2 separate regions of the Homo sapiens genome follow, and region 2 is linked to region 1. Evidence: read pairs that join two places in POLR2A ChIA-PET (ENCODE). Cell type or tissue: GM12878. All regions are shown on one strand. Each heading gives the region's core, and the rest is flanking DNA. Links, peaks and the distances in the headings are about the cores only. Region 1 has its middle 24 kb from the start of DDX10. Region 2 overlaps ATM (ATM serine/threonine kinase).

Evidence for each region. Peaks named below come from ENCODE experiments on the same cell type or tissue, not always from the same donor. Only the 100,000 strongest peaks of a DNase experiment are listed, where the experiment ranks them.
Region 2: POLR2A ChIA-PET joins it to region 1 with 6 read pairs; 3 of 35 experiments call an interaction of 5 or more read pairs at or near these places.

What each region holds. Positions count from the first base shown.
Region 1 is chr11:108,636,616-108,644,958 of GRCh38, forward strand. No RefSeq gene overlaps it. Among named protein-coding and RNA genes, the nearest start is that of DDX10, 24 kb to the right of the region's middle. In GM12878, for the core only: no CTCF peak of the experiment used is centred there; no DNase peak of the experiment used is centred there.
Region 2 is chr11:108,285,038-108,293,323 of GRCh38, forward strand. It overlaps ATM (ATM serine/threonine kinase), which reads left to right. Exons shown (of 63, transcript NM_000051.4): 27 at 2,563-2,678; 28 at 3,940-4,066; 29 at 4,565-4,764; 30 at 7,582-7,756; 31 at 8,276-8,286. Among named protein-coding and RNA genes, the nearest start is that of ATM, 66 kb to the left of the region's middle. In GM12878, for the core only: no CTCF peak of the experiment used is centred there; a DNase peak (open chromatin) is centred at 4,894.

The sequences.
Region 1 (8,343 bases), core at 224-8,223:
TCATGAGCATTCCAAGTATGACTGCTTAGATATTTGAACAATATCACAGAAAGTGAGGTAGGACTTTCTCATTTGCTCAGTAAATGGTGGGACCATTCATTGAGTAAATGAGCCTCAAATAAGTCGATGTGTATTTGTAAGTATAATGATAAAAACTAGGTTAAGTCAAAAGATTCTCCACTTAACCTATCAATCTTTACATTGCTTCAAGGAAACCAGAATAGTTTTCCTAATTTTGAATGTTAGCATTGGTTATACAAATACAGGCATGAAACCAATAAAATTTCACTTAAACTCCACAAGCTTCTAATAACTCCTTCTTTACATTGAATAAACAAATTATATGTGCTGAAATCATAAGAAATCTTCAGGGAGCAAATTTATTGAGTGCCTCTTCTGCTTGGTAATGAGGATTATTTAGAAGTACAAAAGAAGGACTGGCTCAAGAAGTTTAGAATAATGATTTGAAACAAAGAAGAATATAAAAGAAGATAATGGGCATTATATAACCTCGACAGAATATCAAATGAATGCCAAGGTAATTTATCCACTTATACATAGTGATTTGGTAGACACTGAGACAAGTATTGGGAATAGAGTGGTGAAAAACTAGAATTCTCATCTTATAGATCCTACATTTTAGTCAAGAAGGTATAAAATAAACAAGCAGAAAATCTGTACTAAAGTTACTTTGAGATAATTATAGGTGTTCTAACTGCAAAGAGTAACCAGACAACGTTAGATGCATAGGTCAGAGAAGGCCACAGTAAGGAGGTGGTGAACTTTGGGCTGAGGTCTGTCTGATCAGAACAAGTCAGCCACGTGAAGATCGGGGGAGAAGGCAAGTTCAAAACTGCACTGGCGAGAACAAGCTTGGCGTGTTTGGAGAAATCCGAGTGTGGTGAAGTATTGTGAGCAGGGAGACTTAGGAGATCAGATGGGAGATGTAGCTAGGACCAGAATACGAAGATCTGGAAAGGTTTGGTAAAGAGTTTGGACTCTTATAAGTGCAATAGGAAGCCAGCTGGAGATTTCAAGCAGGAGAATGTCCTTATTCCATTTGTTTCCAAAAAACTGTGATGCTAAGAGTGTATGCAAGAGAAATGAAAACATATGCCCCCATAAAAACTTGTACATGAATGTTTATACCAGCATTATACCAGCATGTTTATGATGAATGCATAAACAAAACAGCATTATACCAGAATGTTTATGATGAATGCATAAACAAAACATGGTTTATCCATACAATGGCATATTGCTTGTCCGTAAAAAGAAATAAAGTACTGATACATGCTACAACATAGATGGACCTGAGAACATTAAGAGAAAGAAGCCAGTCACAAAAGGCTACATATTGTATAATTCCATTTACGTGAAATGTGCAGAATAGGCAAGTATATATATAAACAGAAAGTAGACTGAAATTTGCTTAGAGCTGGTGGGAATAGAGAGATTGGAGAGGGTGGTAGCTAAAGGGTATAATGCTTCTTTTTGATGCGATGAAAATGTTCTAAAATTGATTGTGGTGTTGGGTGCACAACTCTGTGAATATACTAAAAGCTATTAAATTACACACTTTTAAATGGTTGAATCTCAATAAAGCTGTGGCCCAAAAAAGATTGTGATAAACCCTATAGAAATCCTGAAACTTTCTTCCTGGGTTGACCAAGAGAAGTTTAATAGAGAAGTCATCATTTGAGTTCGCAGTAAAGTATGTGAGAAAATTAGGGGAGAAAAATCTTGCATTTGTAAAATGCATGATTAATTGTCAAGTAATTTTCCAATCTATTTTCCAAGGGACATTATTTTTGTTCTGCAATAAAGATGCTATTAATGGTCACGTAAATTTGAGAAATAGTCATATTTCTTTCTTGGAGATTCACAATGAACTTTATCAGCCTACTAAAAAGTTCTGAGTAATTCTGCAGCTTCTGAGGCTCAGAATAAAAGTGTCTGCTCAAAAGAATTTGAGGCTAAATCACTGGACAAAGTTCTCTCTCATCTCAGCATTAAGGTGACAGGAAGACAGAGCACTTTTTGGAAATGGAAAAGGAAGATACAGTCAAGGAAGACCTGGAATAACACCACAAATGTCTAAACTTATCAAAAAGACAGGAGTATCTCAATTGCTGTGCTCTGAGGGCAGAGATGGAAATCACAAACGTGCCAATATAGGAGCAGAATGAAAGGTCGAAAGAGATTTCCAACTGAATTTAACCCCATAGGGCTTTGGCATCCTAGTAAAACTTGAAACACAGACTTTGTGAATGCTTCTTCTCTCAGATACTTCTGAGTCTCTGCTCTGGTCTTTGCCTGGCAGCAGAACTCTGGGTCTAGGCTGCACTGACAGCTGGGCACTCAGAACCAAAGTGAGGCATGTGAGAAACTTTGGATTGCATTAATTGAAAATCAGAGTTGCTGTGGGAACTCCCAACTCTACTTAGGAATGATATTCGTGTAGTTTTTACTCAACAAATATTTATGGAGCACTTGCTGTGTGCCAGGTGCTGTTCTAGGTACGGGTATACAGCAGGGAGCAAAACAGAAAAAAATTCCCTGCCCTCATATGACCAATATTCTAGTGCAATGGACAAAAATAAGAGGAAATATACATGGTAAAAGGCCTTTGTGGAAAGATAATTTTGTCTTTTTTTGAGATGGGGTCTTGCTCTGTTGCCCGGCTGGAGTGCAACAATGCAGTCATAGCTCACTGCAGCCTCAACTTTCTGGGCTCAAGCAATCCTTCTGACTCAGCCTCCTGAGGAGCTGGGACTACAGGCATGCACCACCACACCTAGCTAATTTTTTATTTTTTGTGGAGATGGGGTCTCACTATGTTGCTCTGGCTAAGAAAAGGGGATTTTTGATAAAAGACTTAAAGGAAGTAAGGAAGCCAGCTTCAGAAGGAATAGTAGATGTAAAGACCCTAATGTTGAAAACATGCCTGGTGTGTTCAAGGAAGAGCAAGGAGGCTGGTATAACCAGAGCTCAGAGAGTAGGGGGAAAGTAGTAAAAAATGAGGTCAAAGAGAACACAGGAAGTCAGATCATGGGGTTCTTACAGGTCATAATAAGGACCTCACTTTTTACTCTGAATGGGACCGTAAGCCATGGAGAGTTTTGAGCAGGGGAGTGACATGATTAGACTCAGATTTTAACAGGATCACTCTACCTGCTGTGTGAAGAGACAGGAGGTAACAATGATAGAAATTAGGAGAACAGTAAGAGGCTAATGCAATGATGTGAGAGAAGGAAGAGAAAGGTGGGTGGGACCAGGTTAGTGGTAGTGGCAGTAATAAAAAGTTACTGAATTCTGAAGATATCTCAACAATGGCCCGGTTGTTTAAAAAAAACTGAATTCTGAAGATATTTTGAAGGTTGAGCTAACACAATTTATAAATGGAGTGAGGATGTCCATTTAAGAGTGACACTAAGTTTTAACCTGAGAAACTCAAAGGATTGAATTGTAATAAGCTGAGCTGGAGCAGATTGAGAGGAATGGTTTGAAGGAGTGAACTTATCAGGGCTTAAGGCTAAGCTGGACATGTTAAGCTTGAAGTTTTAGCCATCCAAGTGGAGTTGTCAAACAGGTAGTTGGATACACAGGGCTAGAAGCTAGAAAAGAGGTTTGTGCTAGAGATATAAATTTGGGTTTCCTCACTTTCGAGATGGTATTTAAAACCATGCAACCAAGAGACTTCATCTAGGAAGTGAGTTGGGGCTCAAAAACTGATACCCCAAATATGGCATTCTGACATACAGAACTGAAGAAGACTCAAGGCCTCTCTCAAAGAAGTTGAAATTCCTTTATCTGCCTAACATCCAGAATCAACAAGAACAATGATTATTTTTTCTTCCCCTCCTTCATATCTCTCATTATCTATCACAGAAAAGAAGACCAAGAATGTAACCACACCTAAACAGACCCTTTCACAAGATAATGTCTGTTTCTCAGACTCATTCAAATTCCAAAGAGACATTATTTACCAGCTAATCTCTGTTTCACATCCATTCATTCTCCCTAGTAATAATTTATTTCTCCTCAACAGAATTTCTCTTCTTCCCCCACCCCATAACCTGTTTTACCAGGATCCAAGCCCTGATTCTTTCTGCAACCTCAAGATGGTATTGTCGATGTAAAAGGAAGAAGCTGAAGCAAAATTAATATAAGTAGAGAGTTTATTTGGGCCAAGGTTGAAGATTGCAACCAGGATCATAGATTCCAGTTGCCCTGAATATACACTCTAGCAGTGTATAATTTATAGAGCAGTTACAAGGCAATTTTTAAAGGCAAAAAATGGGGACAGGGAGTGAGCTGGTGCAAAGTTGTTTGTCAGGAATTCTCACTGGTTTTCAGAAATAATATTGATTAGTGATTGGCTATACATGGTTAAGCTGTAGGGTGTGGGTTATATTATAGCGCCTGGTGTGGCATTGTTAGGTTCATTTATAGCTATTTGTGGCAATAGCAAGCAGTTTCAAGAGATGAATACAGAGAGCTCATATGGGGGAGTAGGGTGTGATTTCTGTCTCATTTAATGCTTCTCTGGGCCTAATAATTTGAAAGAGCTCACATTCATTCTTCTTATGAAAGTTATTTTCTTTCCTCAGTGTATAAGCTTCTGCAGCTGACAGGGAGGTTGGGTCTTCATTCTGAAAGCTCTTATGCATACACATTAAATAAATTTGTATGCTTCTTTTTCTATTATTCTGCCTTATGTCAGGAATTTTCAGTGAAACTTTGGAGGGCAAAATGAAAGTGTTCCTTGGCCCCTACAAAAGAAAGAAAGATCTAAAAACTTGGATCTCTCCAAAATTTAGGGGTCAGACCTGAGAGGGAACCAGAAAAGGAAACTCAGGAGTGGCAAGACAGATTAAAAAAAAAAAAAAAAGAAATCCAACAACTGTGGTGTCCTGGAGCCAAATGAAAAGAGTGGAGGAGAAGAGAGAAAGCAACTGTGTCAAATAGTGCTGCTGGGATTGACACCTGGATTTGGCATTAAAGTAACCTTGATAGAACAACGTAGGTGGATTGGTGAAGCAAAAACCTGATTAGAGTGGATTCAAAGCTAACAGGAAGAGATATTAAAGACACCAAGTACAGACTGAACTTTCAAGGATGTTTTCTGTAGAGATGTAAACCAAAAATAAAATTCTAAGCCTCCCCAACCAAACAAATGGACCCCTCCTCTCAGTCAAGGGCATTCCAAAGTTAACCTAAAAAGCTAGTTCAGGCCATGATGGGAAGTGGGGGTTGGACATGCCTCATTATACCCTCCTCCCTTTGGAATTCAGGCACAGGTGACCAGCATTAACATTATAACAGAGCTCTTAAGAATGACAAAATAGACTTTTTGTAGAAATAAGGCACCAAATTCCAGCCTGACTCTAGTATAGCATCATGTGACAGACAGCAGGCCCTGAAGAAATTGAATCATTGGCCTGGCACGGTGGCCCATGCCTGTAATCCCAGCACTTTGGGAGGCTGAGGCAGGCAGACCACTTGAGGTCAGGAGTTCAAGACCAGCCTGGGCAAGATGGTGAAACCCTGCCTCTACCCAAAAATACAAAAATTAGCCAGGTGCAGTGGTGCATGCCTGTAATTCCAGCTACTTGGGAGGCTGAGGCATGAGAATCGCTTGAACCCCAGAGGCAGAGGTTGCAATGAGCAGAGATGGTGCCACTGCACTCCAGCCTGGGTGACAGAGTGAGACGCTGTATATATATAAAAAACAAACAAACAAACAAAAAAAAACAGAAAGAAAGAAAGAAGAAAGAAAGAAAAAAGAAAAAAAATTTAAATAAATAAAAAAATTAAAAAAAATTGAAGCACTTTACCCCAAAATGAAAAACTCTACACTCTGTAGAGAAACTCCATTCCTTTCCAGGTCTTTTCCCTGATCCAGGAGAGAACTAAGGGTCTGGCACCTTTTTAGATCTGATAAGAGCTCTGAAGCCTGCTACCTAGAGGCCTCATCTGCATGATAAAACCTTGGTCTCCAAAATCCTTTATCTTAACCCAGAAGTTCTTTTCTATTGATTCCAGGTCTTTAGAGAATAACTCCTTTAACCAATTGGCAATCAGAAAATCTTTAAATCCACCTATGAATGACCAGGAACCCCTACCCCCTTCAAGTTGTCTTGCCTTTCTGGACTAAACCAATGTACATCTTACATGTATTGATTGATGTCTTATCACTCCCTAAAATGTATAAAATCAAGCTGTAGCCATACTACCCCTGGGTACATGTTCTCAGGATCTCCTGGAGCTGTGTCACAGGCCATTGGTCACTCATATTTGGCTCAGAATAAATCTTATCAAATATTTCAGAGTTTGACTCTTCATGTTGACAGAGAGGAGAGAGATGGCATAATAGCTCATCAAGAGAAGTTTTTGTTTCTGGTTTTTTTTTTCTATTAAAAAAAGTGCTGGGCATGCCGGCTTACACCTGTAATCCTAGCACTTTGGGAGGCCCAGGTGGGTGGATCACTTGAGCCCAGGAGTTTGAGACCAGCCAGGATAACACGGCAAACCTCGCCTCTTCTGAAAATACAAAAATTTGACAGGTGTAGTGATGCACGCCTGTGGTCCCAGCTACTTGGGAGGCTGAGGTGGGTGGATTGGTTGAGCCTAAGAGGTGGAGATTGCGGTGAGTCGAGATGGTGCCACTGTACTCCAGCCTGGACGATAGAACGAGACCTTGTCTCAAAAAATAAAAGAAAATAATAAAATAAAATTGGGACGAGGAGAGAAAGTGCACAATTGCTGGGCTGCATTGAGATCCTTGAGTAGCCTAGAGGGGATGGCATCTGAAGCATTCATTTTAGGGCTGTCCTAGGATAGAATTGTGTTCAATTCATCCATAGGAACCTGTGTAAAACAAAATTGGAAAAGAGTGGTCTTTGGGATTTTGATTTAATTTTAAGAATGTGGGGCTTTACTATCTTGCACATTAGTTAAAAGGATGAAGGAGATTCATTGTTTGTATTTTCTGGAAACAGAGTCTTGCTCTGTCACCCAGGTGGGAGTGTAGTGGCACAATCTCAGATCACTGCAACCTCTGCCTCCTGGTTTCAAGCAATTCTTGTGCCTCAGCCTCCCGAGTAGCTGGGATTACAGGCATGCACCACCATGACCAGCTAATTTTTCTATTTTTAGTAGAGATGGGGTTTTGCCACATTGGCCAGGCTTCTCCTGAACTCATGTCCTCAAGTGATTTGCCTGCCTTAGCCTCCCAAAGTGCTGGGATTACAGTGTGAGCCACTGTACCCCCAGCCATTATTTGTACTTAAATGTCACACTGGGAATTTGATAATGAAAGGGAATTTGTATTGTTGCAATTTTAGGTTTTTAAATATTGTTGACTTTTTCTTATTTGGAATCATGCTGCTAGGCTCATTGTATACCCATTGTTGTTGAGCTCTAGTTAAGGACTATATGTCCTAATATTTTTCTCAGGACAGTCCTAGTTTATGGTTTATGTGTCAGAGTAATTATTGATAGCTCTCCCTTCCACTCTCAAAAGTGTGCCAGTTTGTTTTATAAATGCCAAAGTCCAAACTCTAGGTGAGGTGGTAGGAAAAAGATCAGGGAGCAATATTTTGCCTAAGACATAGTATGGCCATGACCCATTTCAGAGGTTTTTTCAAAGCATAAGATGAATAGCCCACCAGAGGTCCCACGAGAAAATTCAAAGGACAAGATGTCATTGTATCTGATTATAACTGTAGGTCCTTTACCTACAGGGTCCTTTACCTACAGGGTCCTTTACCTACTGGCACCAAGATACCAGGTTGCAGCAGAGAAAGAGGTGTAATCATAGGGCCTTTGAAGAGGAAATGGGAGAAACCTCAAATCTGTCTCCCTGAGGAGTTTGGGGATAGAGTTTTTAAGGGTTTTGGAGTGGGCCAAAGCATGGAGATTGTTGATCAGTTGAAAAGTGCAGAGTGAAGTCAAGGGACAGGGAGATAAGGAAACTGTTTTCTCATGCTGATTTGGTTCCTCTGTGGGGGTCTTTAAACTGGTTGGCATCAGCTGTTTCCCTGGGATTTGGGATCTAAAAAACACCTTAAGCAATTCATAAGCAAAAGCCATATGATTCTAACATCAGAGATCCTAACTGTAGGAACAGTGGGAATGCAAATGGTCAGTATCTAATGTTACTTTCAGTTACAAGGAAGAGGGCAAAGCGCAGCCTGATTAACTATAGCTGCTTAATTATAACTATATTTCTGTCCAGAATTCTTGTTAACCCTGTGAGGACAGCTTGATAATTACAGAGATTTGTAGTACACATACACATAGGGTGACTCTGAGGGTAGTGGCTGATGTAGGGACAAT
Region 2 (8,286 bases), core at 287-8,286, 350 kb before region 1:
AAGCCTCTGTCTCCTGGGTTCAAGCAATTCTCCTGCCTCAGCCACCCAAGTAGCTGGGACTACAGCTGCGCACCACCACACCCAGCTAATTTTCATATTTTTAGTAGAGACGGGGTTTCACCATGTTGGCCAGGCTGGTCTTTAACTCTTGACCTCAGGTGATCTTCCCACCTCAGCCTCCCAAAGTGCTGGGATTACAGATGTAAGCCACCTTGCCAGACCATAATTTACTTTTGAATTATGTTTATTATTTACCAGTCTTCTCCAGTATACATTTTTCTCTCTTTTTTTTTTTTTGGCTGATGTATCTCTAATATATTTTGAGTATTCATTAAATGTTTGTCAAAAGAAGGAGTCAAGTAAGGAAGGATTTAAAAAGCTTCGTTTGTTTTATAATCATTTATATACATTTCCAAAATTTTTTGAAGCAACTTATATTAAAACATACATACAAATTTTTTAAGATAAAAAAGCTGTGGTCACCCCACATTTATGTATGTATTTATTTATTTTGGATATAAGTAAGGGATAAGTAACCAAACTTGGTCAATATTAGATAAACTTCAAGGGACCTTTTTTTTTTTTAGTTTCCTAGTTATCTATATTGAACCAAGAAATGGAACAGCAAGTTCCTTAGTTGCTTAGGTGGACCTATTCAGAACTGGTTGTAAGTCTGCAGTCTGAAGGGAAATGGTGAGCAGAGGACTCCTTTCCCAAAGACAGCTGGAACAGAAATAGGCACTCCAGAGGTTATGGAATTTGAGAGAGATACTCAGCCTCTAGCCACTCCCATTCAATCTCCCAGCTTAGTCTTCTGAGCATTCTTAATCTTACTATTCTTTTCTTAATGTATTCAAACCAAAAGACAGCAATTTTTAGAGCCTGAATAGGTTTTGGAGGGAAAAGTAATTACGTTCAACTTCGATTGAAACTCTTGCCTCAAGAATGAAGAACAGCAAAAATTAAATCACAGTTTCTTAGCTTTTTGGTTAAAGATGTAAGTTAAATTCTTGGCCGGGTGCGGTGGCTAACGCCTGTAATCCCAGCACTTTGGGAGGCCAAGGCGGGTGGATCACCTGAGATCAGGAGTTCAAGACCAACCTGGCCAACATGGTGAAACCCCATCTCTACTGGGTGTGGTGGTGTGTGCCTGTAATCCCAGCTGTTTGGGAAGCTGAGTCAGGAGAATCACTTGAACCCGGGAGGTGGAGGTTGCAGTGAGCCAAGATTGTACCACTGCATTCCAGCCTGGGCAACAGAGCAAGATTTCGTCTCAAAAAAAAAAAAAAAAAAAAAAAAAAGAATTGTATAAAACACACAAACAAAGCAAGGAAAGAATGAAGCAACAAAGCCAGAGATTTACTGAAAATGAAATTATACTCCACAGAGTGGGAGTGGGCCCTGAGCAAGTGGCTCAAGGGCCTGGTTACAGAATTTTCTGGGGTTTAAATACCCTTCAGAGGTTTTCCATTGGTTACTTGGTATACACCCTATGTAAATGAAGTAGTGGTCTGTAATCAGTCTGATTGGTTATAGGAGGGGACCAATCAGAGGTACTTTCAATTTCTTATCTGCCACAGTAAAAGGGAGGGGGTTGCAAAGGGAGTAGCCTCTTGTCCTTTTGTTACTTGAGCATGGAAAGTTGGGGTTTTCCTTTTGATTTCGTTCTAGGAGGTCAGCATGGATTGACCTTAGGTTCCCTGCCTCCAGACCTTATTGCCCTGCCTCATTTACGTTAGGTTTCTTTCTTGTCACCTTCTAAAATATTTTTTGTTATTAGGAAGTATGTTTTTGAACTTCCTTATGCATTAAGTAAATTAGCCATTTATCACTGTAATTCCTTATTTGGAAAGTTGTTATATTCACCCTTAAGACTTCACAATTCTCATTCATTTAACTAAAGTGCAACATAGCAGACTTATTCTTTATATTTAGAGAATTTGTGTCTTTTGTGAAGCTACCTGTCTATAGTGGGAAGTAGATTAATGAAAAGTCCAAATCTGTTGGGGAGGGTTTTATTCTACTATTGATGAAAGGGGATGTGGATCGCAGCTAGCCTTAGAATTTGGGATGGCACTCAAGTAGAAGTCTGGGAAGAAGTTACGCAGGGAACAAAGATGACATTGTTCGCAGTCCCTGGGAATTCTTAACAGTAAAGTTCTGTAATTGAGACAGAATTCCCAAATAAAGTCAAGAGTAAAATTCAGATAGAGGAGCAGTTATACATCAGTGGGAAATTTGGTTGGCAGAAAAATTACCAGGTCATACAACTTAATGATAGACCTGAAGTCTTATTTAAAATGATTCTCTAAAATTGAAGAATTGGATTAAGGGGGCCTTGTTTGGCTGATTTTCATACTTTTTCCTCTTAGTCTACAGGTTGGCTGCATAGAAGAAAAAGGTAGAGTTATTTATAATCTTGTAAATCTTGGACTTTGAGTCATCTATTTTCTTTTACAGTCATCGAATACTTTTGGAAATAAGGTAATATATGCCTTTTGAGCTGTCTTGACGTTCACAGATATAAAATATTAAATATATTTTAATTTTGTGCCCTTGCAGATTGATCACTTATTCATTAGTAATTTACCAGAGATTGTGGTGGAGTTATTGATGACGTTACATGAGCCAGCAAATTCTAGTGCCAGTCAGAGCACTGACCTCTGTGACTTTTCAGGGTATGTACATTTTAAACTTAGAGAACTAGCTCTAACTTCACAAGTTTTTAAAGAAGTTTATTGGTTGACACCTTCAATGTCTATTTCAATTTATAGACATCACTCTTTTTAAAAAATTTTCTTTAAAAATAGCCACCTTTGAATTGAGGTAATTACCTATCCTCTTTTACCATAGTCTCCCCACAGTAATTACTCTTTCTAAATTGACCACTTGGTTGGCCAACCCAATAACCTTTTCTTAGTCTTTCTGTAATATTTGAACATTGTGCCATCTGTTGGCCCTTGAAATTTTTTTCTTCATACACATTATTCCTAGTTCTCTTCTCTTTATCTAGGTCTTGCCTTTCTAGATCACCTTTTCTTTTTTTTTTTGAGATGGAGTCTCACTCTGTTGCCCTGGCTGGAGTGCAGTGGCATAATCTCGGCTCACTGCAACCTCTGTCTTCCAGGCTCAAGCTATCCTTCCTTCCACCTCAGCCTCTCGAGTAGCTGGGACGACAGATGCACATCACTGCGCCTGGCTAATTTTTTATATTTTTGGTAGAGACGGGGTTTCACTGTGTTGCCCAGGCTGGTCTTGAACTTCTGGCCTCGAATGATTCCCCCGTGTTGGCCAACCAAAGTGCTGGGTCTACAGGCATGAGCCGCCGTACCCAGCCTCACCTTTTCTTTATTGTGCGTTATTATCTGTACAATTTAATTTGGATGTGAATGTCTCTGAGTTGTATATGAACATCAGAGTTGTTTCCCTGGCTTGATTGTAAGCTACTTGAAAATATGCTTTACTTTTTTTTTTTTTTTTTTAATGTGCCCTACTGTGCTGGGCATATAAAATAGTAATAATATCTGAGAAAGTACTTTCACATATGTAATTTCATGCTGTCTAAATAAGTGTTGATTGCCATGTCTTAAAGTACTGCTTTTACAGTACTGGCATAGAGCTTTGATTCTGATCTGAAGTAATACTGAGGCTCATTTATTGAACTGCCTTTTAACTTTATAAGATTTTTTAAGAAAATCATTATAAGATCATTTAAGATTATTTAAGTTACTGAGGGTGAAAGGTATTTAGATAATCTGATTTATATATCTGGACTGTGATATGTCATTTGTGATTTTATTGAAAGTATAGTTTTTCAGTAGAAAAATGGTTTTTGAATTTGGGGGTTATTAAAATCTAAATTTTCATTTTGGAAGTTCACTGGTCTATGAACAAAACTTTTTAAAACGATGACTGTATTTTTTCCCTTAACTCTGTTAGGGATTTGGATCCTGCTCCTAATCCACCTCATTTTCCATCGCATGTGATTAAAGCAACATTTGCCTATATCAGCAATTGTCATAAAACCAAGTTAAAAAGCATTTTAGAAATTCTTTCCAAAAGCCCTGTAAGTATACATGATGAGTTTAATAATAGAACATTCCTTCTTTTTTAGCTAAAAAAACTTTGTAAATACATCTTAAAGAGGAAAAGTAAACAAATGAAAAATTTATCTCATAATTAAAAAGGAAAACATTCATTTACAAGTTTAAATGGTATTTTACTTGTCAGCATTAATTGAAATATGTTACATATGAGAACAGAATCTTGTGACACTTTAGTGATATATTAGCTCAGGGAATATATCTACTTTTTCATAGGAATATACTATTTAATTGTAGTTTACTTTCTGAAAATTAAATAAATTGGCAATAGTTTAAGATAGTAATTTTCTTAATGTAACATTTTGTACTTGATATCAAACCCAAATCTAAATTCTGTTATTTAGTTATTTTAAATATAAAATGTGTAGGTATTCAAATATTTGAAGAAAAAATATAAAGTGTATTTATTGTAGCCGAGTATCTAATTAAACAAGTTTTTACTAAATCTGTTTATTTTCTAGGATTCCTATCAGAAAATTCTTCTTGCCATATGTGAGCAAGCAGCTGAAACAAATAATGTTTATAAGAAGCACAGAATTCTTAAAATATATCACCTGTTTGTTAGTTTATTACTGAAAGATATAAAAAGTGGCTTAGGAGGAGCTTGGGCCTTTGTTCTTCGAGACGTTATTTATACTTTGATTCACTATATCAACCAAAGGTAAATAACATATTTAGACCAATATATAAGCAGTCTTTCTATCCTGTTCTTCCTGTTTTTTTGCTTTGTTTTGTTTTGTTTTGAGACAAAGACTCACTCTGTCCGCCCAGGCTGGGTGCAGTCACGGCTCACTGCATCCTCAACCTCCTGGGTTCAGATTATCCTTCCTCCTCACCCTGCCGGGTAGCTGGGGCTACAGGAGCATACCACCATGCCTGACTAATTTTTTGTGTTTTTTGTAGAGGTGGGGTTTCACCATATTGCCCAGGGTGGTCTCAAACTCCTGGGCTCAAGCGAACTGTCAGCCTCAGCCTCCCAGTGTGCTGGGATTACAGGCATGAGCTACTATGCCCAACCTATCCTGTTCTTTTAATTGAAAGTTTATATGCTTCTAAGAGGTAGATACCAGAATGTTGCTTTCTGAATTTTGCTTTTTAAGATGTCTATTATATTTACTTATTAGTTTTTAAAAATTGCGCTACTTGCCTGGGAAACATAGCAGACCTCGTTTCTACTAAAAATTTTTTAAAAAAGAAAATTAGGGCAAGGTGTGGTAGCTCACACCTATAATCCCAGCACTTTGGGAGGTTGAGGTAGGTAGATTGCTTGAGCCCAGGAGTTAGAGACCAGCCTGGGCAACATGATGTGAAAACCCATCTCTACAAAAATTTTTTAAAAAATAAGCCAGGGATTGTGGCATGCACCTGTAGTCTCACCTACTCCAGAGGCTGAGGTGGGAGGATGGCTTGCGCTCAGGAGGCAGAGGTTACAGGTTACAGTGAGCAAAGATTGTGCCACTACACTCCAGCCTGGGAGACAGAGCGAGACTCTTGTCTCAAAAAAAAAAAAAAAAAAAAAAAAAAAAAGAAAATTATCCAAGTATGATGATATGCGCCTGTAGTTCTAGCTACTTAGGAGGCTGAGGTAGGAGGATGGCTTGAGCTCAAGAGTTTGAGGCTGCCAGTGAGCCTTGATTGCACCACTGCATTCATGCCTGGGCAACAGAGTGAGACTTTCACTCAATTAAAAAAAAAAAAAAAAGCACTACTTCTCCAATTCTAGAAATCTTAAGAAGGATCTTCAACATTTTAATACTAATATTCTAGCTATTGATGGCCTCAAATAAATGTTACTATAGAATTGGGGTTGTTCGGCCGGGTGTAGTGGCTCACGCCTGTAATCCCAGCACTTTGGGAGGCTGAGGCGGGTGGATCACAAGGTCAGGAGATCGAGACCATCCTGGCTAACACAGTGAAACCCCGTGTCTACTAAAAATACAAAAAAATTAGCCAGGTGTGGTGGCAGGTGCCTGTAGTCCCAGCTACTCAGGAGGCTGAGGCAGGAAAATGGCCAGAACCAGGTAGGCAGATCTTGCAGTGAGTCTAATTCGCACCACTGCACTCCAGCCTGGGCGACAGAGCAAGACTCCGTCTCAAGAAAAGAAAGAAAAAACAAAAACAAAACAAGAATTGGGGTTGTTCAATTTAGCATCTCTGATCTTTTCCATTGATTTTAATGAGATTTCTATTTTTTAAGGTCTTTTTTATTGTGGTAAACTATATAACATAAAATTTTTTATTTTCGCCATTAAATGGCCAGTTCAGTAGCATCAATTACATTTCCATTGTTGTGCAACCATCACCACTGTCTATGTCCAAACTTTCATTATCTCAAACTGAACCTCTCTACTCATTCCACAATAACTCCACATTCCTCCTCCCCACTGGCCATTGAGAAACTAATCTATTTTCTGTCTCAATGAATTTGCCTATTGTAGATATTTTAATCTAGAGTTGTACAATATATGTCCTTTTGTGTCTTGCCTTGTGTGGTCACTGAAAACTTTGTACCTTAGCTTGTGTTTAGATAGTGTTTGATAGAGATTTCCTTGGATACCAAGAGTGTTGGGATGAGGAAGCATGAGAGGAGAAAACTTTTCCTAGTGTTTGCAGATTGGCTTTATGCTAGGATTCTTCTTCAACACTTAGCCATGCTTGCATTGCTTGGGATCAGCCCCAAATACAAGCTTAGGGTCTTCTCTGGTCTTTTCTGAGCAAGAGTCTTATCTTGAGCATGTGTGTGGCTTTCTGAATTCCCCCTAATTTGTGGGTGCTTTTGAATATACTAATTTCCCAAAGAAATACGCTCCCCAGCTACTCCTAGGCTTTAGGCAGCCTCTTGTATGTCTCAACAGTAATCTTTTGCCCTATGCACCTGCAGGTTGTTGGTCTGCCTTACAAAGTTTCAAGCAACACCCATATCTTTTGTAGCTGGTATGAAGTTAAACAAAACAGAGCTACGCACTTTACATCAGTCCTTGGTTCCAGACAGGTTAGAATAGACATATACAATAGTTTGCAACTAATCTACTTAGCTCCATGAACTACCATGAGCCAGTGTCTCACACCGAGGATATAGGCCACTGCTTTTGTGATTGTTGCCACGCTGGGGTAGGGGTGGGCAAGGACAAGTAAAGTTACCACAAAGCTTTCCTGCTGTTTTTCAGTTGGATTTTTCTTGATTCAATATTTTCCTGATTACTGTAAACCTTTGACTATTTTACAGAATTCTAACAAAATTAGTTCTGACAATTTTGCCTGTTTTTCAATGTTTCTATTAAAGGATGGAAGCTTAGAGCTGCCTATTCTGCATTTTGCTGATGTGACTTCTCTTTTTGGCTTATAAGCCATTAAAATATTTATGTCAAGGCATATAAGAATTAGAGATGCTGAACAAAAGGACTTCTGAATGAATTTATTTCAGAGTAATTTTCCAGAACTTACTGGTTGTTGTTGTTTTTTTTTCTCCCTATATTAGGCCTTCTTGTATCATGGATGTGTCATTACGTAGCTTCTCCCTTTGTTGTGACTTATTAAGTCAGGTTTGCCAGACAGCCGTGACTTACTGTAAGGATGCTCTAGAAAACCATCTTCATGTTATTGTTGGTACACTTATACCCCTTGTGTATGAGCAGGTGGAGGTTCAGAAACAGGTAATTTTCTGACTCATCTTCAAAATGGTATTTAAAATATATAAAGTATTGTTAGAAGGATTTGAGTGTTTTATGTTTATTTGGTATAATTGGTGATTTTATTGAGAATATTTTTTGTAAAATGATTGGAAAAATATTCTTAATGAATTAACCTTTGTAATCAATTACAGAGCACTTGGTACTTTTGATAGTTTTATCTACTGTGCTGAAGTAGAGAGGTAGTCAAAACTAGGGATAGCAGTTCGCAACGTTATGGTGGTATTTGAGTTACTACTTATATAAACTGTTTCATTAATATTGGCATTTTTTTTAACCTCAGTACCCATCTTGTAGTAGTACCTTACATAGTTATTGAATTATTTGAAAACACAGAAACTAAAAGCTGGGTATCTTAGACGTAATTAGAACATTTAATCTGATCTAGGTTAATAGATTTTATCATTTATTACAGTAAGTTTTGTTGGCTTACTTTAAAATTATTTCTCTCCTTATAATTTTTTCTTTTTAAATTATATTTAGGTATTGGACTT